Regions from separate parts of the Homo sapiens genome. Here region 1 is linked to region 2. Evidence: read pairs that join two places in POLR2A ChIA-PET (ENCODE). Cell type or tissue: CD4-positive, alpha-beta T cell. All regions are shown on one strand. Links, peaks and the distances in the headings refer to the core of each region. The heading gives the core; the rest is flanking DNA.

Evidence for each region. ChIA-PET counts read pairs that join two places held together with the same protein. Peaks named below come from ENCODE experiments on the same cell type or tissue, not always from the same donor. Only the 100,000 strongest peaks of a DNase experiment are listed, where the experiment ranks them.
Region 1: POLR2A ChIA-PET joins it to region 2 with 10 read pairs; 14 of 35 experiments call an interaction of 5 or more read pairs at or near these places.

Annotation. Positions count from the first base shown.
Region 1 is chr10:6,129,983-6,140,009 of GRCh38, forward strand. The region is part of intron 1 of LOC101928080 (a long non-coding RNA gene); the gene reads right to left. Among named protein-coding and RNA genes, the nearest start is that of MIR3155A, 17 kb to the right of the region's middle. RefSeq lists enhancers at 46-125, 136-215, 4,152-4,700, 4,701-5,248, 6,591-6,890. In CD4-positive, alpha-beta T cell, for the core only: no CTCF peak of the experiment used is centred there; DNase peaks (open chromatin) are centred at 5,209, 6,599 and 6,792; H3K27ac peaks cover 369 bases.
Region 2 is chr10:6,405,933-6,415,959 of GRCh38, forward strand. It overlaps LOC124902370 (a long non-coding RNA gene), which reads right to left and starts at 4,498. Exons shown (of 2, transcript XR_007062044.1): 1 at 4,201-4,498. It also overlaps a transcript of PRKCQ not described here. RefSeq lists an enhancer at 4,162-4,663. In CD4-positive, alpha-beta T cell, for the core only: no CTCF peak of the experiment used is centred there; a DNase peak (open chromatin) is centred at 4,569; H3K4me3 peaks cover 700 bases; H3K27ac peaks cover 1,612 bases.

The DNA.
Region 1 (10,027 bases), core at 2,357-7,356, 280 kb before region 2:
CATTTGCACGTCATTCCTTCCTGTCTCCAGCTTCTTCTTCCCAGCCCTCCTCCTCCTCTGCACACAGGAAACCTCATTCTGTGGTGTGAACAGGGGGATTCCCGTCTTCCTGAAGCGACTTAGTCTTGAGCTGCCTGTGCCCTTCCCATCACAGTGAATGTTGCCAGTTGGGGATGACTGGGCAGCCATGGGGAAGGTGAGCAGAGGGCAGAGGAGTCCAAGCCCCTGAGGTGGAGGTGGGAGCAGGGAGAGCTGCAGGCTCAGCTGCTGGGGCAGTAGGAGGAGAGCCAGGACCTGGAGGAGTGTGTGTGTGTGTGTGTGTGTGTGTGTGTGTGTGTGTCTGTGTGATTGTGAGTGTGTGTGTGTGGTGCGGTCAGTGGGGAGCGGGGGAGTCTTTTATCTTTACCACTTGTTTGTCTGATTAACCTACTTTTCTTGGTTTCTAGGGAAAGAGCAAAAAAATTTTTTCTTTCTCTGAGACAGGGAGTAAAGCACGTGGCATCAAGACTGCAGCAGAAGGCCAGGCGCAGTGGCTCACACCTGTAAACCCAGCACTTTGGGAGGCTGAGGGTGGGGGTGGATCACCTGAGGTCAGGAGTTCGAGACCAGCCTGGCCAACATGGGGAAACCTCATCTCTACTAAAAATACCAAATTAGCCAGGTGTGGTGGCACGTGCCTGTAATCCCAGCTACTCGGGAGGCTGAGGCAGAAGAATCACTTGAACCTGGGAGGCGGAGGTTGCAGTGAGCCGAGATCATGCCACTGCACTCCGGCCTGAGCAACGAGTGAAACTCCATCTCAAAAAAAAAAAAAAAAAGAAAGAAAGAAAGAAAAAGAAAAAAAAAAAGACTGCAACAGAAGCGCAGGGCACCCTGGGATGCCTGCAGCCTCTCACCTTCAACCTCTGTGCTGGGATCCATCAATTCCCTTCCCATTTGACTGTCAAATCAGAAGGGTCTTTGCTAATTTCAGCATAAATTGGGAGAAAGCTGACCTCGATTTAGCTGGAATGACAGCAATGACTAATTTGTACACCAGAATTAATAAAGCTAGCTCTTGCCCCACAGGGAGAGAAAGATGATGTGGTTTTCTTGCATCTGCCCTAACTGAGATTGCTTTTTGGCAAGGATAGAGAAATGCTCATTCTCCACACTCCCAGGAGGGGGTCTGCTGACAGCTCCTGGACTGTCACCTGAATTGAGGTGTGACTGGGCCAGGGGTGTCCCAAGCCAACCAGCCAGGCACCTGGACGGGTGGGCTCTTGACCCCCTGAGACCACCATGGTCTTCGAAGGAGAGTCAGCAGGTCTGGAAGCAAGCGTGCTGGGGACCCCTTCCCCGTGGGGGGCCAGGAGCTCCTGTTATAAGAGCTCCAACAGGCCTCCGTATTTTCTGTCCCTTTTACAGGCAAGAATTCAATTCTGGGTCCTGAGCAGGGGTTGTCCCGGTCAATAAGCAACTTCAGTTCCTTGGGACAGGACCCCAGACTTGCTGGTAATGACATCGTTGTTTCTTTACCGGATAAGTCTCTCTTAACCCTGGAAAAGTCTGTTTACACAGAGGAGTGTGAAACCAACTCATACTTTTGATATTTTGGGGTTACGTTTAGGCAATCTTTACATATTTGATATTTTAAGAAGTTGCTGTTTTAAGAGGATGTGGCATATTTTAACTTGTAATTTTAAATGCAATGAATGGACTGGCCTCTTGATTCCAATTCAAAATATGTGATTGGGTAATTGATATAGATTTGTGATTTAAACTCAGATATTCAACGCCAATTTATTAAGATTGTAGGCAGTATGGGAACATTTAAAAAAACCAGAGATTCGCCAGAGTTAGTTGTTAAGCACTTGAGAATGCTTGTGAATAAATTAAAGTATTTAAAAGTATAAAGTATTAATATTATAAATGCAGTTTAAAAATTTTAAGGCAGCAAGTGCGTTGGCTCATGCCTCTAATCCTAGCACTTTGGGAGGCTGAGGCGGGCGGATTGCCTGAGCTCAGGAGTTTGAGACCAGCCCGGGCAACCTGGTGAACCCCTGTCTTCACTAAAATAAAAAAATTAGCCAGGCATGGCGGTGTGCGCCTGCCCATAGTCTCAGCTACTCAGAAGGCTGAGACAGGAAAATCGCTTGGACCCAGGAGTGGAGGTTGCAGTGAGCAGAGATCACGCCACTGCATTCCAGCCTGGGTGACAGAGCAAGACTCTGTCTCCAAAAGAAAAAATTTCAAGGACATTTAAATAAATAAATTTCTGAATGGGAACAGTCATCAAAGTTTTCCTTAACAATGACTGTTCGATGTTTTCTGTATTATAAAATAAAGTTATACATGGATGGAGCTGGAGGCCATTATCCTAAGCGAACCAACACAGGAACAGAAAACCAGATACCGCATGTTCTTGCTTATCAGTGGGAGCTAAACACTGAGGACACAAGGACACAAAGGAGGGAACAACAGATACCGGGGCCTCCTTGAGGGTGGAGGGTGGGAGGAGGGTGAGGACCAAAAAGCTATCTGTCAGCCGGGCGCGGCGGCTCACACCTGCAATCCCAGCACTTTGGGAGGCTAAGGAGGGCAGACCGCTTGAGTTCAGGAGTTTGAGACCAGCCTGGGCAACATGGCGAAACCCCATCTCTACAAAAACTTAACATTAGCCAGATGTGATGCTGCATGCCCTTGGTCCCAGCTATTAGGGAGGCTGAGGTGGGAGGATTGCCTGAGGTAGAGGCTGCAGTGAGCCATGATCATGCCACTGCACTCCAGCCTGGGTGACCGAGCAAGACCCTGCCTCAAATTTAAAAAAAATAATAAAAAAGAAGGCTACCTGTTGGGTACTATGCTTATAATTTAGGTAACAAAATAATCTGTACGCCAAACCCCTGTGACATACAATTTACCCATATAACAGATCTGTACATGTATCCCTGAACCTAAAATAAAAGTTAAAAATAAATAAATGTAGGACTGCAAAAGGCTTATTGCAAAAAAAGTTAAAGTTAAGAATAAATAAATAGGCTGGGTGCAGGCCGGGCGTGGTGGTTCACGCCTATAATCCCAGCACTTTGGGAGGCTGAGGCAGGCAGATCACCTGAGGTCAGGAGTTTGAGACCAGCCTAGCCAACATGGTGAAACCCCGTCTCTACTAAAAATACAAACATTAGCCGGGTGTGGTGGCACATGCCTGTAATCCCAGCTACTCGGGAGGCAGAGGCAGGAGAATCGCTTGAACCTGGTGGAGGTTGCAGTGAGCCAAGATTGCGCCAATTCACTCCAGCCTGAGCTGGAGAAAAATCTATTTTGTTAAGCAGGAGAATCCTATTTTGTTAAGCAGGAGAATCGCTTAAACCTGGGAGGCGGAGGTTGCAGTGAGCTGAGATTGTGCCACTGCTCTCCAGCCTGGGTGACAGAGCGAGACTGTCTCAAAAAAAAAAAAAAAAGGGCATTTGCTCCTCACATTTGGCCACTGATGAACACTGTCTGCATGTTACAGGTGAGGAAACAGGTGGAGGAAGGGAGTGCCCGGAGCAGAGGCCCCGCCCCGCCCCCACGGCCTGGCTCTCCCGCCTGGTTTAGTTTGGCCTCTAAAGCGTCCTCATTACAAGCAAAGTGCAGCCCCACCACAGAGAATCCCGTTTCTCTCTGGGAGTGCTTATGTGATTAATTTGAAGTCACCATGACTCTGATTTCCTCTGCAGAATTCAGCAGCGTATTCCAGGATTCCAGGAGCGCAATGCAGTAGAAAGCAACCACTTGGCCCAGGAGACTGAGACTAATTTCTGGGAAAGAGGCAGCCAGGCTCCTCGGCCTTATGCAGGTCATGAAGACTCAGTACATTGAAATTGAAGGTCCTCAGTTCCCAGCTAAGCGAGCCTCCAAGGACTGTGACGTCCCAACCTTCGGATGAGGATGGAGGCGGGAGGAGACACAGCGCCGGCCAGGAGACCTGGTGTTGGGGCTCTGCCCCTGGTCTGGCTGAGCAATCCGGGCAAGTCACTACCCTGGCCGAGGCCAGCTTTGTCGGCAGAGAAATGGGTGAATGCTGCCTCCGCTTGAATCCAGAGTTTGTCAGGATGCTATGGAAAAAATTATATGAAGGTTCTTTGCAACATTAAAAAAAATAATAAAATAAAATAAACCTGTTGCATATTTGCCAGGGGCTGGGCTTTCTGAGAGTGGACAGGGAACAGCTGAGCGTGCTTGACGGCTCTGGGGTCCTCAGGGCCTCCGTCTCCCCTGTGACACTGTCCTGGGCTCAGCGGGCTGTGGAGGCCCCAAGTGACGCTGTGAACAGCTGGCAAGAGCCTTTCCCGGACTCTACAGCCTCCCTGTGGCCCCTCGTTCCTTATGAAGGAAGGGATGGCTGCCCGACCTGTGGGTCCTGGGCACTGTCCTGCTCCCCTGGTTGTGGAGTTGCCAGGACGGCGGGACAATCAACACAACGCTCTTCTTCTTCTGTCGGGGACATCACCACAGAGAAGAAAAGAGCCTCTCCCTAGAGAGAAATCCTGATGTCTGAAACTTCAGCTGAATGGAGGAGAAAGGATAATTCATCACCTTTCCCCAGAGCCAGGGCAGCACGTAGGAGCTGCGTTTTGAGGGGAGGATGACAGAAAGAGTGCACACAGCACACCAGCTGTGCTAGGGCTGGGCCAGGCCAACCGTGGGCCCTTGGGGAGCCCATGCCCCCCACCAGCAGCCTGCTGCCAGGTTCCTGGGCCCGTGTGTGCGCCTCCTCCCAGGTGTTCAGCTCGGCTCTGACCTAGGAGCTGCCAGGAAGGGCTGTGCAGATGGAATTAAGGTCCCCATGAGTTGACTGTAAGATGGGAGATTGCTGGGGGCCGGAGTCCTTTAAGGCAGAGAGCTTTCTCCTGCAGGACCCAGAAGAAGACATCAGTGTTCAAAGCACGAGAAAGATCCAACCTGCCCTTGCCCCTGCGGAAGGAGGAGCCACGTGGCATGGAACGAGGGTGGCCTCTAGGAGTGACCCCGCTGACAGCCAGCGAGGAAATGGGGACCCTATTCCCACTCCACAGGAACTGAATTGTGCCCACAAGGAGGAGCTGGGAAGTGGAGTTTTCTCCAGAGGTTCCTGATGAGAACTCAGCTAGTCAGCACCTTGATCTCCGCTGGGCGAGGTCTGTGCAGAGCCACAGGCAGGCAGTGTGACTTCTAACCTTCAGAATCGGGAGCTAATGAAGGGGTGGGGCTTAAACCACAAAATTTCTGTGTGTGTGTGTGTGTGTTTTTTTGTTTTTTTAAAAAAAGAACACTACATAGCAATAGAAAGTAAACGAACATCCCCTGCATTAAATTGCACATGTATTGAAGTTCAGTAGATGTAAATTAGCACAGCTGTCTCTTCTTTCCTGAAAGCATTTTTTTTGTTTTGTTTTGTTTTAGAAACACAGTCTCACTCTGTTGCGCAGGCTGGAGTGCAGTGGTGCGATCTCAGCTCACGGCAACCTCCACCTCCCTGGTTCAAATGATTCTCCTGCCTCAGCCTCCTGAGTAGCTGGGACTACAGGCGTGTACCACCATGCCCGGCTAATTTTTGTATTTTTAGTAGAGATGGGGTTCCACCGTGTTAGCCAGGATGGTCTCGATCTCCTGACCTCTGGTGATCTGCCTGCCTTGGCCTCCCAAAGTGCTGGGATTACAGACATGAGCCACCATGCCGGCCCTGAAAGCATTTATTTTGAAACAATTTCAAACTGAAAAACACCTCTATCCTCTTCTCCCACACTGACCAATTGTTCCTCACCAGTTGTCTATGTATTTGCTAAATCATTCTGTGTGTGTGTATCATGTGCGAGTGCGTATTTTTTTTCTGAGCCATCTGAGCCCATTTACCCCTACAAAGAAAGAAATTCATTTATATAAGCACATAAAAAATTCAACCCTGATGAAATGTCTATTCTATAGACCTAATGTGAAGTATGAATATGCCCACTTTACAGACGGACAAACTAAGGTGGAAAAGTTACATGCCTTACCCAAAGCCACACAAATGGTAAGTGGCAAAACCAGGTTCCACCTTGAAATCCTGGGCTCTTTTCCTTGTGTTCTGTCCGTTTCAATTGGGGTCCAGTCGGAACAAGATAAACTACTCTGGGTGTTTCGAAGAGCTGAGATTTAATATAGGAAGCCCTGTAACTGTAGGAAGCCAAAGCTATTCCTTTGGGGGACTCAGAGAGGGGAATGGTGTCACCCAACAGCCCAAGAATGTACTCAGCACCCCAGCTCTCAAAGCTTCAGGAAGGGAGAGACCCCCTCCACCTCCTGCTGAGCAGGAGCCCAGGAGCCGCCCCCTGCACCCCGGGCTGACCTGCCAGAGCCTGAAGTCACCAGCTTCCCGTCACTGCTCAAGCGAAGTGGGGGTCTGAATTCACAGCTTCGCCATCAGCTATTGGGGGACCCGCACGAGTCATTTAGCCTGCGAATGCCTCATTCCTCTGTAAAATGGGGCATCTGGTTTAGATGAGCTGTAAGTTTCATTCCAGTTCTGAAATGACTAATTCTTCCCTCATTGTGTTCTTTGACTTTGAACAACTCATGCCTCTGTTTTGCGCCTCCTCTTTTTCAGTAGCCTCTTTAGATCCGATAGCAGTCCAAGGGGAGGCAAGGGAGCCTGGGGTGGTGGAGGACACCCGCGATGACCAACCCGTGTGCTTGCCACGGCTGGCTTCTGCTCCAAAGGCACCCTCTCCTCTTCTCCACACCCCATCCCCTCTTCTTTCTCTCTTGCTCCTCATCTGAGCTCCTTTCCTAGGTTGGGGAATTCCCCACCTTACAGACTTATTTTAGTTAGTTATTCATAACTAGGTATGTCTTACCATGGAGGCAGCAGTAGCTGCTGAAACCATCAGATACTTCCCCAGCCTTCCCTGCAGCTAAGGGGGTGAGGTTGAGACCTCCACGGGGGGAGCCAGAAGCTCCTGCCCAGCCTCTTAAGGTAACTCAAGAGACAAAGGAGCAGGCTCAAGAGGCGGTGCCCCCATGCGGATCTAGCGTCCTGAGTTTGCCAGAGCCGCCCTCTGATGTGAATTTGGCCAGAGTTCTGGCAGCTTTGGCTAGTTCTCCTGACTTTCTCCCAAACCTGTGAGCTACTCGATACCCTCCAATAAATTCCTCTCTGATTTAATCACCCAGAGTTGGATCCCTAGCTTGCAGCCAAAACTCCTGACTGACACACATGTTATCTCATGCAATGCTCACAGCCACCCTAGGGGCAGGTGTTATTATTGTCTCCATTTTACAGATGAGGAAACTGAGGCACAGTGAGGCCAAGGAGCTTGCATATGAAGTCACGTAGCTGTGAGGGGCGGCAGCCCCCAGATTATGTCACCAATGCAGCCTAAGACGTGGCAGAAAATGCTTCAGGGATGAGGCCAGGTGTGGTGGCTCACACCTGTAATCCCAGCACTTCAGGAGGCCAAGGCAGGCAGATCACTTGAGCCTAGGAGTTCAAGACCAGCTTGGACAACATGGTGAAACCCCGTCTCTACCAAAAATACAAAAAATTAGCTGGGTGTGATGGCACATACCTGTGATCCCAGGTATCTGGGAAGCTGAGATGGGAGGACTGCTTGAGCCCGGGAGGTTGAGGCCGCAGTGAACGGTGATCACGCCACTGCATTCATTCCAGCCTGGGCCACAGTCCTGTCTCAAAAACAAACAAACAAACAAACAAAAAACAAGAAGAAGAAAATGCAGCAGTGACAAGAAACTCCTGGTCACTCAGCACAGGCTTTTCCTGAGGACAGAGATGTGTGGTGAGAGCTTGTGCAGCCCCTCCTGTAGAACGAGAGCTGCTCCATCTCAGCTTCCTCTAGAAAGGTGACGTTTCCTATAGATTTTTGTTTTAAGCTTGGAGCAGAGGACCATACTGTACAAACAGCAAATTAGGAAAATTAAACTTACTGTTTTAGTGGAAGAAAACTGATTTTTCTTTTCCTTTTTTTCGAAACGTGTCTCTCTCTGTTGCCCAGGCTGGAGTGCAATGGCGTGACCATGACTCACTGCAGCCTCAACCTCCCAGGTTCAAGCCATCCTCCCTCCTCAGCCTTCCCAGTGGCTGGGAGTCCAGGCGTGCACTGCCACCACACCCAGCTAATTTTTAAAATTTTCTTGTAGAGATGGAGTCTTGCTATATTGCCCAGGCTGTCTTGAACTCCTGGCCTCAAGTGATCCTCCTGCCTTGGCCTCCCAAAGTGCTGGAATTACAGGCATGAGCCACTGTACCTGGCCAATCTGAGAATGCATCCTCGTGGCTAAATGACTTATTATGACTTTATCCTTCGCTCAGCTTCCCTAAACGTCACATAACCACAGCACAATTATCAAAATGTGAGAATTAATAACTGGCTAATAATCAGTGAATAATAATTAACTTGCATTTCATCAACTGTCCTATGAATAGCCTTTTGGGGGTTCAGGATCAGTCCAGGGTGCGGCTGTTGGTCATCATGTCTCTTCAGTCTCCTTGAATGTGGAACGCTTCCTCCACCCGCTTTGTCTTTCGTGATTTGGACATTTCTGAGACGTCCTGGCTGGGTATTTTGTTGCACATCCCTTATTTTAGGTGTCTCATGTTGCCTTGCGATCAGATTCAGCGTATGCATTTTTGGCAGGAATACCACAGATGTGACTCGGTATCCTTTCCTATGAACCATGTCGGGAAGGACGTGACGTTGATTCCGCCCATTCCTGGTGAGGTCTGCCAGATTTCTCCCCTATAAAGTTACCATTTTCCCCTTTGTAATGGATAATTGTCTGGTGGGGAGATGCTTTGAATCTGTCCATATCCTGTTTCTCATGGTATTTTGCCCACTAATTTTAACACCCACTGATGATTCTTCCCTGAAACAAGTACATTGTGGCATTCACCAAATGGTGATTTTTCTAGTTCCATGATTCCTTCTACATGTATTGGTTGGAATTCTACTGTAAGGAAAAGCTTTCTCTCTTCCCTCATTCATTCATCTATTTATTTAAATCAGTATGGGCTCAAGATTCTTCTTTAATTCCATGGGTCACAATCCATCTACTACCATACTATCTTGTTCTTCAGACTGTCCCAGAAGAGCCCCTTCAGGTCAGCCCTGGTGTCTTTGGGACATGTCCCCATCGTTTTGGGGCACCACAGATGCTCCCAGCTCATGTTGTGCTTTCCCACCCTAACCCTCTAACCCTCTGAGATCTCCTGGTTCCTTTAATTGGAGGATGGTATTTAGAATACCAAGACCTGGGAGGTAGATGCACTCATTTACTTTCTTTTTTTCTTCTAGCTTGCTTGCTTGTTTGTTTGCTTGCTTGCTTTTTTGCTTCTTTTGAGACAGAGTCGTGCTCTGTCACCCAGGCTGGAGGGCAGTGGTACAATCTCGGCTCACTGTAATCTCCGCCTCCTGGGTTCAAGTGATTCTCATGCCTCAGCCTCCTGAGTAGCTGGGATTACAGACGTGTGCCACCATGCCCAGCTAATTTTTGTATTTTTAGAAGAGACAGGGTTTCACCATGTTGGCCAGGCTGGTCTCAAACTCCCGACCTCAGGTGATCCACCTGCCTCGACTTCCCAAAAGGCTGGGATTACAGGCGTGAGCCACCGCGCCCGGCCTCATTTACTTACTTGCAGTGTTCATAGTTCTCTCCGATGCTGTGAATCATGAATCCTTTCACAGTTACATGCATGTGCGTGCACACACACACGAATGGTCTGAGAGCCCATGCCCCAGCAGGTGGGGTTTCTCTTGTCCTGTCCTTCTCAGCTGTGGTGCCCACCCAGGCGCCCCCTCCTCCTCACTCTTCTTGGAGACCAGAGCTTCCTATTCACTACCCTGGGGCGGTTAAAGCAGCCCCTCTCTGCTCCCAGCTAAACAATAATGATGATAATGGCAATGATCATAATGATGATGATAATGGCAATGATCATAATGATGATGATAATGGTAATATAATAATGATGATGATAATGGTAATACTGATGATAATAACAATAGAAGCACCCATTTATTAAGCTCTCCTT
Region 2 (10,027 bases), core at 2,206-7,205:
GGAATGATGATTTCTTCTTGGTATAACCTCAAGTCAGGCATGTTGCTACCAAGAGCTCGCACATTCAGAGGGCCCATCCTGGAGGACATTTGGGCCATTTGTTTTGGGCCTTTGTTGCAACTAACACTTTTCATATTTTACCAACATGGAGAAAGAGCATTATGATAATAATGCCCTTTGGAATTGAGATTAGATTATAAGGAGTGAAATCTAAAGCATTGTGTGAATTTAAAATATACAACATTTTAGAAAAATCCTTGGGTTAGAATTAACTTATGTTAGAAACTGGAGATGCCTTAGAGTGCCTATATCATCCTAAAATTGTTCTTTTTAAAATTCAGAACTGTGTTCCAGACAGTTTCTAACACCAAATAATCAAACTACTTTTTTTTTTTTTTCATGACTAAAGTAGGAAAAATTTGCACAATGGGGCCCGTGTTCTTTTGAGCTCTAACCTGTGGTTCCAGAATTCGGCTGTAAAATAATGTTTGCTGAAGTCGCTCCCCAGTGGCTAAAATTGTGATTGCAGATTATACCAATGCAGAATTTGTTGTATGGTACTGAGTAATTTTTAATTACAATTTTAAATTACTTTCCCAGTTTATTTTAATGTTTCAATAAAGTTTTTTTGAAAAAGGAAAAAGAGAGTCACTTTCTAGTCAATGTGTTATGTTTAACCAGAAGGCTATTATAATTTTTATAGACACAAAACAGTTCTGAATAATGCCATGAAACGAATATGTCTTTGTGCAGATCTTATGATAATATGTTCATTCTGGAGTAAGATGTGCCGCCTGAGGCACTGAGGGAATGGCTCACCGTCATTACCATGGGTACTCACTCACCACTGTCAAAACCAACAAGGAAGCAGAGTTTCAGCCACTTTTAAACGATACTTTTCAGCTACAAGATGCAAATGTTTGGTTGATCTAGTGTAAGATTAATTAGAATGTCTCATATGAGTACAGAAACATGCATTTTCAGTATGATGATTTAAGCACAGCTAATAAAGTTGAAATGAACGAATGCACTTCGAATATGCAAAATATACCATCCTTTGTATTTCCTCGGGGGTAAAGCCCTTTGAAAAGATCAATGAGTGAAGTTTAAAAACCACAGGCATCATTTTTCTAATTTCACAAACCCAAAAAGAGCTATGGGTTCTAACAGATCACTCTAAAGAATTTGGTAATTCATCTATCCAACTTTCACTCTGCAAATGTTCAGCTCTGTTGCGGGCTGGAGACATGAGACAGAGAAGATGCAATCCCATGCCGGCTGAGCTTGCAGGTAAGCGAGCACCCAGTCCTGAATGCAGTGGGCGTGCATGGTGCCGGGGTGTGGGGGGTGTGAGGGGATGAGTGGGGGCATAAGAGGCATCTGGAGGGGGCAATATTGGAGCAGAAATCAGGAGGAGGCGTTCAAGTGAGGGGGAATGACTTCCAGGCAGCAGCTTGTGTCGGGCCCAGAAGCAAGCATGTGGTGTGCTTGGAAAGCTACATGTGTGCGCATGCATGCATGTGTGGTGTACATGTTCAGTGTGTGTGTGTGTGTGTGTGTGTATGGTGTGTATGTATGGTGTTTGTGTCATGTGTATGGTGTGTTCATGTGTGTGTATGGCATGTGTGTATGGCGTGTGAATGTGTGATTGTGTGTGGTATGTGCATGGGACATGCACATCTGTGGTGTTCGCATATATGATGTGTGTATATGGGTTGCATGTGAATGAATGTGTGTGGTATGTGCATGTGACGTGTACATACATGGTGTGTGTGGTGTGTGTGTTCATGTAACAGACAGAACAGTGTAATGAATCTCCATGGTCCCATTATCTAGATTCAATTCATGGCCAATTTTGTTTCATCCATATCCCCACCTAACTCATTCTCCCTAGTATTCAAGCAAATCCCATATATCATATCATTTTATCTGTAAAATCCTTATGTGTATTTGTAAATAAGTATAAAATGATATATCTATCTTGAAACTTCTCTAAAAATGTTCTTTTTAAAACCTAGCCACAATACTGTTATCACACCAAGAAAATTAACATTAATGTTTAGTAGTATCAAGTCTTTAGTCAGTTGTTCAAATTTCCAGTGGTCTTGTGTCAGTTTTTTTTTTTTTTTTTTTTTTTTTTTTACATTTTTTGGAATCAGGATCCGGATAAGGGCCATATACTGTGATTCACTGATGTCTTTTAAGTTGTATTGGACCTATAGTTTTATCTCCCCTACTTTTCCTTGCAATTTATTTATTGACACTTATCTTAGGGAATTGCTCAGTTTAGATTTTGCTGATTACATCTCCAGGGTGTACTTTGACATATTATTCTGTGTTCTGTATTTCTTACAAATTAGTACTTGGACATAGACATTTGACCAAACTCAGGTTTGATTGATGGATTTAGTTTTTTTGGCAAGGCCACTTTTTGTTTTTTTTGAGATGGAGTCTCACTCTTGTCGCCCCCGCTATGCACTGGCTAGATCTCAGCTCACTGCAACTTCTGCCTCCTGGCTTCAAGTGATTCTCCTGCCTCAGCCTCCCAAGTAGCTGGGATTACAGGCGCCTGCCACCACACCCAGCTAATTTTTGTATTTTTAGTAGAGATGGGGTTTCACCATGTTGGCCAGGTTGGTCTTGAACCCCTGACTTCAGGTGATCCTCCCACCTTGGCCTCCCAAAGTGCTGGGATTACAGGCGTGAGCCACTGCGCCTAGCCTTGGCAAGACTGCTTTAGAGAGAGTATTCTGTTCTTCATGTGATAAACATTTCCTGAGACCCAGTTGTCTTTCTTTTGGAGATGTTAGTAGCTGTTTATTAACTCATTGGAAGATGCTATTTATCCACTCAAACGTTTATGGGATTTAGGTTGTTGATAGGTTTTTGCTGTTATGAACAATGCTGCTCTCCATATTCTTACACTGCCTCCTGGTAATAGCTTGAATATGAATTTACGCAGAAGTGGAACGGTGGTCATAGAGCATGTTCAGATTCAGTTTTACTAGTCAATTCCAAATTGTTTTCCGAAGCTACTGTTGCAGTTTACACTTTGATCAGCAGGGGATTCATGAAGTGAATTTTGTGCAGTTTGCTTTCTGGTCTCACTTTTCAAGTTTTGCCAGTCTCATGGATATATACTGGTTTTTCATTTTCACAGTGAGAGAGAGGGGAAAGGAAATTAGTGTTTTAAGTGACCAAGGTTGTTTGTCACCATCCACTAGTAACTGGCCCAAGGAGGACAGTGGAAAAAGAATGAAATCTGGATGTATGTTGCTTGTGACCTTATAGAACAGGCATTAATATGGGTGTTCCCCGCAGCCAGAAGTTGAAGTATCTATTTCTTTTTCTGTTTTAGTTTATTTTATTTATTTATTTTTAAGACAGAGTCTTGCTCCGTCATCCAGGCTGGAGTGTAATGGCACGATCTCGGCTCACTGCAACCTCTGCCTCCCAGGTTCAAGCGACTCTTCTGCCTCAGCCTCCTGAGTAGCTGGGATTACAGACATGCACCACTGTGCCTGGCTAACTTTTGTATTTTTAGTAGAGATGGGGTTTCACCAAGTTGGCCAGGCTGGTCTTGAACTCCTGACCTTAAGTGCTCCGCCCGCCTCGGCCTCCCAAAATGCTGGGATTACAGGTGTGAGCCACTGCGCCTGGCCTCTTTTTCATTTTACATACACTTTCTGGAATTTCCAATTGGAATTTCATTTCAGCTATTCCTGAAAGAACTTTCAAATGACACAGTTTTGATAATATGTTTTCTTCCATTTAGATTAAATGTGGGTAACTCTACAGAAGGTTTTTTTTTTATAGCTTGGAGGAGATAATGTAGCATAAATATTGATATATTGAAAAGCTATCATTTTCATGGAATGGGAAAAATAGCTAGAATTAAGATAGCAAGCTAAGATAAAGTCTCTGTGTTCATGCAGTTACTCCAATGCCAAAATTACAAGTCTTATAATGTAGAAAGGTTAGTTCATTATGCCTTGGTGAAATGTGTTAAAAAGCTGTTTGTTGCCACGACAAACAGAAAGTTTAAGAGCCTGCTCAGCTTCTCCATTGGAAGAAGATTGGCAGAAGCTCATAAACTATGAAGGGGAAGGAGTGCAAGTCAGCCCTTTTACCCTCTGGGCTACTCACTGCTCAACGAATGTCTCCACGCTCTTCCTGTTGCATTCAATAGCCATTACTTACCACTGACAAGAAATCCTAGGCTTCCTTGGATGAGCTGAAATGCTGTTACCCAGCTGTTCTCAGGCCTTTCTTATTTCCTGCTTTGGTCTGATGATCTGTTGTTTCCTTTTGAGATGATTTGCAATTTGTTCTTCTTAAGGGACATTTATGGGGTCATTTCAAGTGTTACTTACTTGACAAGATATGTTAAAGTGATGTAAATCCTTAAGTTAAATGAACAAAGCTCTTAATTGGAATTGGAAGTGCCAGAGATCACAGCTGGTTTTCTGTTTGGAATACTCCATCATACCAGCTGAGTGAAGCTGCTGCCTTCTTGGGAGGAAATGTAGGGCAGAGGGTGGGGCTTTATTTCTAGGTCAGCAGCTGCTGAGGTTAACTCAAAACAATGACATCACCCAGGGCTCTAAGTAGCAGTGGTGTTTGGAAATGCACAGGGGCATCTGGGTTTTCAAAATAGCCTGGGGGTGTTGGTGGTGGGCATGATTGGCATTTAGTGCTTGGGAGCCAGGTAGACAAAATGTCTTACAATGAGTTGAGCAATTCCACCCAGCAAAGAATAGTCTTGTCTGGCAGGGTGCAGTGGTTCACACCTGTATTCCCAGTAATTTGGGAGGCCAAGGCGGGTGGATCACCTGAGGTTAGGAGTTCAAGACCAGCCTGGCCAACATGGTGAAACCCTGTCTCTACTAAAAATACAAAAACCAGCTGGGCGTGGTGGCGGGTGCCTGTAATCCCAGGGGAGGCTGAGGCACGAGAATCGCTTGAACCCGGGAGGTGAAGGTTTTAGTGAGCCGAGATCACACCACTGCACTCCAGCCCAGGCGACAGAGTGAGATTCCGTTTCAAAAAAAAAAAAAAAAAAAAAGGTCCATTCCAAGATGCCAATCATCCCTGTTGAGAAACACGGCGGACGATTAGAGCTAGCACGCTGATCTTTGAGTTTTACGGAAAAATCAATTGTTCTTAGGTCATCGGTATATTTTGTAGCCTCTAGCTTATAATGAGAGAGGAGTCTACATAGTTCATAGAGGGACTCAATTATCTGATAGTATTTCGGCTTTCTGTTCTTTAAGCTCTTTATCAGTTAGTGAGGACAATCATAGCCCCTCCCTTTTATAGTCATTATGGAGATTAAAGGAGTTGATGTATTTAAAGCACTTAGAAAGTTCCCTGGCACATAGTAGGCACTCAGTAAATATTAGCTATGATTATTTTTTTCCTCATGCCCCTTGGGAAAACTTGGCATTGCTTGACAGTTATTCCAGAAACATCACTCTAGCCTCAGAAATCTCCAAAAGGTCCGGTGATATTTTCCCTAGGAGGAGACAAATTCCTATGGTGGTAAGTGATTGAAAAAAGGGATCATAATAACACAATAGAAGGACATCAAAAACAAATAAAACTGACTTCCTGATTTTGTCTGGAGATTGGCAAATTTAGCCTTTAGACCGAACCCTGTTCTGTAAGTAAAGTTTCATTGGGACACCCATTTGTTTCCGTATTGGCCGTGACTGTTTTTGCACAGCAGGGTTGAGTAGTTGCAACACAGACTGTATGGCTGTCAAAACCTAAAATATTGGCTAAATTGTCCTTTACAGAAACATTTGCTGACCCTGGTACATAGTTTACATTATGAGTTGGCTACTCATCACTGTCACCTGAGGGCCACATCTTATCAAAGCTCAGAGAGATAAACACAAAGGGTTTAGGATGAAGTGTTTTACAGGGATAGTAATGCCATATAATGATGATGATGATAGATAACACTTATTTGTTTACTATGGTCACACACACTTCTAAGTATTTGATAGATACTAAGTCTTTTTGATAAACACAAAAATGCCCAGCATCTCAGTACTCCCTCAAGTTTATTCAGTCACTGGCAAAATTAGCCTATGAACCCAGACAATAGCTGGAAGTTGAGGAGAAACTTATTTTTTTAAGAGATGATGTCTTCCTCTGTTGCCCAAGTTGGAGAGTAATGGTGCCATCATAGCTCAAGCTCCTCGACTCAAGAGATTCTCCCATCTCAGCCTCTGAGTAGCTAGGACTACAGGCATATGCCATCATGCTTGGGAAAAGAGGAGTGACTTTTAAATGTGATGGATTTATGGTAAGAAGACTCTAAAGTCATATTTGGGCAAAGGAGTGTTTAGTTATCTTCGAATTCGCTTTAAGATGTAAAAGAAATTTATCATCCTCAAATCAGTTTAGAGATTCAATGGAATTCCAATAAAAATATCAAAAGGGAGTTTTAAAAAGTGAAATTAAAGCTAACTTTAAAGTTCATTTTTAATAGCACATGTGTAAGAATATAGAAGAAAAACATCTAAAAGAACTGCCTTGCTAAGATATCAAAGCATGCTATAAAGTGATAACAACCAAAACACTTGGTTCTCGATGTTAGAACAAACAGCTCAATAGATCATAACAGGTGATATTCAAAGATACGCAAAGATATGTATGGTAAAATAATTCACAACAAAGATAGAATTTTAAGTCAGTGGGGGAAGGACAGATCCATTCAGAAAACAGCATTGAGTCACTTGGTTATCCATTTGGAAAATCAATAAGGTTAGATGCCTATCTCACGTCATATATTAAATTCATGATTGATTAGATCAGAACCTCCTGACCAATGTGCACACTGGTATAGCGTAAGCGGGTTACAAGTGACTTGAGTTATTGATCCCTCAGTGGGCCACTAGGTACAGCCTGGTATTGTCAGTACTCCTAGGCTGGTTGCTGCCTTCCACAATCACTTATGAGCACAATTGCTCGTGTACTCTAGTTTTCTGTACAAACATTACAATTTTATTTTTTATTTTTATTTTTTTTGAGACAGAGTCTCACTCTGTTGCCCAGGCTGGAGTGCAGTGGCTCCATCTCGGCTCACTGCAAGCTCCGCCTCCTGGGTTCACGCCATTCTCCTGCCTCAGCCTCCTGAATAGCTGGGACTACAGGCACCCGCCACCACGCCCGGCTAATTTTTTGTATGTTTAGTAGAGACGGGGTTTCACCATGTTAGCCAGGATGGTTTTGATCTCCTGACCTTGTGATCAGCCCGCCTAGGCCTCCCAAAGTGCTGGGCTTACAGGCGTGAGCCACTCTGCCCGGCCTTAAACATCACAATTTTCTATGTTTTCAACCACTCTAAAAAAGTTAGGCTTACTTTAAACAGCAAAAACAAATGAAATATAAATATTAAAACTTCTCATCAATGTCACCAATAAAAACAGTATCTCCCTACATTCCCTGGGCTCCTCTGCAACAACCTATTCTTCAACATGAATATTTTTAATCCTTAGGAAGATGTAGACATGGGAGGATAAAAAATTATGTCACACACACACACACACACACACACACACACACTAGGAAGCACTGGATTAAATGCCACTTGTGCACACACACACACACACACACTAGGAAGCACTGGATTAAATGCCACTTGTGCACACACACACACACACACTAGGAAGCACTGGATTAAATGCCACTTGTGCACACACACACACACTAGGAAGCACTGGATTAAATGCCACTTGTGCACACACACACACTAGGAAGCACTGGATTAAATGCCACTTGTGCGCGCGCACACACACACACACTAGGAAGCACTGGATTAAATGCCACTTGTGCACACACACACACTAGGAAGCACTGGATTAAATGCCACTTGTGCGCGTGCACACACACACACACTAGGAAGCACTGGATTAAACAGCTAAAAGAAAAATATTTGAGCTTTCCACTGCTGGCCAAGGTGAAGTAACAGGAACTGGATTTGCCTTCCCACCAGAAACAACCAAAATCTAACAATAAATAACAGCCCTGACGACATTGGACATCAGGTCAGAAAGAATCTCAGTGGTCCCTGAAAGATGGGGAGCAAATAAGGTGATCCCCAAGATTGTAGCACTTTCCTACCTGGAGAAGGTTTCAAGGGCACAGCAAATGCGTGGGGAACTCAAGGTGACTCCGGAAGGTTCCCTGAGTCATGTAGGTAGAACAGAGAGTCCAGAGGGTCCCAGGCAGCTGGGGCTCACAGGGCAGTGACTGGAGAAAGGGAAATCCTGAGGTCTGCAGGAGATCTTAAGCAGTGGGGAAAACTACCCTTAGATCAAACATTTTGTTGATCTTTTCCAGTAAAATTTAAAGCAAGATCTGAAAGTACCAATTTCCAAGTAACTTTACCACATCACAAAACAAAGCTCAAAACTGTTTTTAAGAATACAGAAATGTCCAGTTCTCACCAAAGAAAAAGTATTGACATTCAACATTAATAACGAATTACCGGGCACACAAAGAAACAGAAAAATAAATGAGGAGGGGACGAATCAACAAATCAAACTGACCCCAAAATGACACAGATAATAAAATTAATAGACAAGGACATTCAATGTATTATTATAACTGCATTCCATACATTCAAAAAGCTAGAAGTATTGAACACATTAAGTCTAGACATAAAATATCTCTTAACAATTGAAGTTCTAGAGGTGAAAACTATAATGTCTGAGATAATCAATACATTGATTAGGATTAATGGGAGATTAGATATTACAAAGAAAATATTTGTATGCATGTAAAGATTTGTACATCTGAAAACATAGCAATAGAAATTATCCAAGACCCTGAGATAAAAGTGATAAAGAAAAAAAAAAAAGAAAGAAAACCCCCATAACATCAATGAACTATGGGATTACTTCAAGTGGCCAAATATATATGCAATTGGAGACCCAAAGGAGGAGGAGACAGAAAATACATTTAAAGAAATAATGGCCTCCAACTTTCCAAGTATGATGAAGACTTTATTTTTTAATTTTAATTTAATTTTTTTTTGAGACAGAATCTTGCTCTGTCACCCAGGCTGGAGTGCGGTGGTGCAATCTCCACTCACTGCAACCTCCGTCTCCTGGGTTCAAGCTATTCTCCAGCTTCAGCCTCCCGAGTAGCTGGGACTACAGTTGTGAGCCACCATGCCCAGCTAATTTTTGCATTTTTAGTAGAGATGGAGTTTTGCCATGTTGGCCAGGTTGGTCTTCAACTCCTGAGCTCCAGTGATCCACCCGCCTCGGCCTCCCAAAATGCTAGAATTACAGGTGTGAGCCACTGCGCCTGGCCTGATGAAGACTTTAAATCCACACCACCCAATAAGCTCAATGAACCCCAAGCACAAGAAACCAAAGAAAACGATACCAACACATATTGTAATCAAATTTCTTAAACCTAGTGATAAAGAGAAAATCTTAAGCCCAAGAAAATACATATATATATATATATATATATATATATATATATATATATATATATATATACACTTACTCAAAATTTACAGGAAATTTCAGCTCATTCATGAACTTCAGGTTAAGAACTTTCTAATTTAGCTTAAGGAGGTGAAGGCATGAGAACAAGCTTGTGGTAAGGTGGAGGGAACAAGTCATACTGCACACCAGTGGTTAAAGTCTGGTCACTGCCATTGTAGAATTCCCTCTGCGCTGAGATCCCCAGAACCATATGTTTGTACTATTCTGGGATTGTTTGGGTCAAATTATAAATGAAGCCCCATTGTTGACAATTGCTGCTAATGTTTCTCTCTCTCTCTCTCTTTTTTTTTTTTTTTGAGACAGAGTCTCTTGCTGTGTTGCCCAGGCTGGAGTGTAGTGGTGTGATCTTGGCTCACTGCAACCTCCGCCTCCTGGGTTCAAGAGAGTCTCCTGCCTCAGTCTCCTGAGTAGCTGGGATTACAGGTGTCCTCCAACATGCTTGGCTAATTTTTTGTATTTTTAGTAGAGATGGGGTTTCACTATATTGGCCAGGC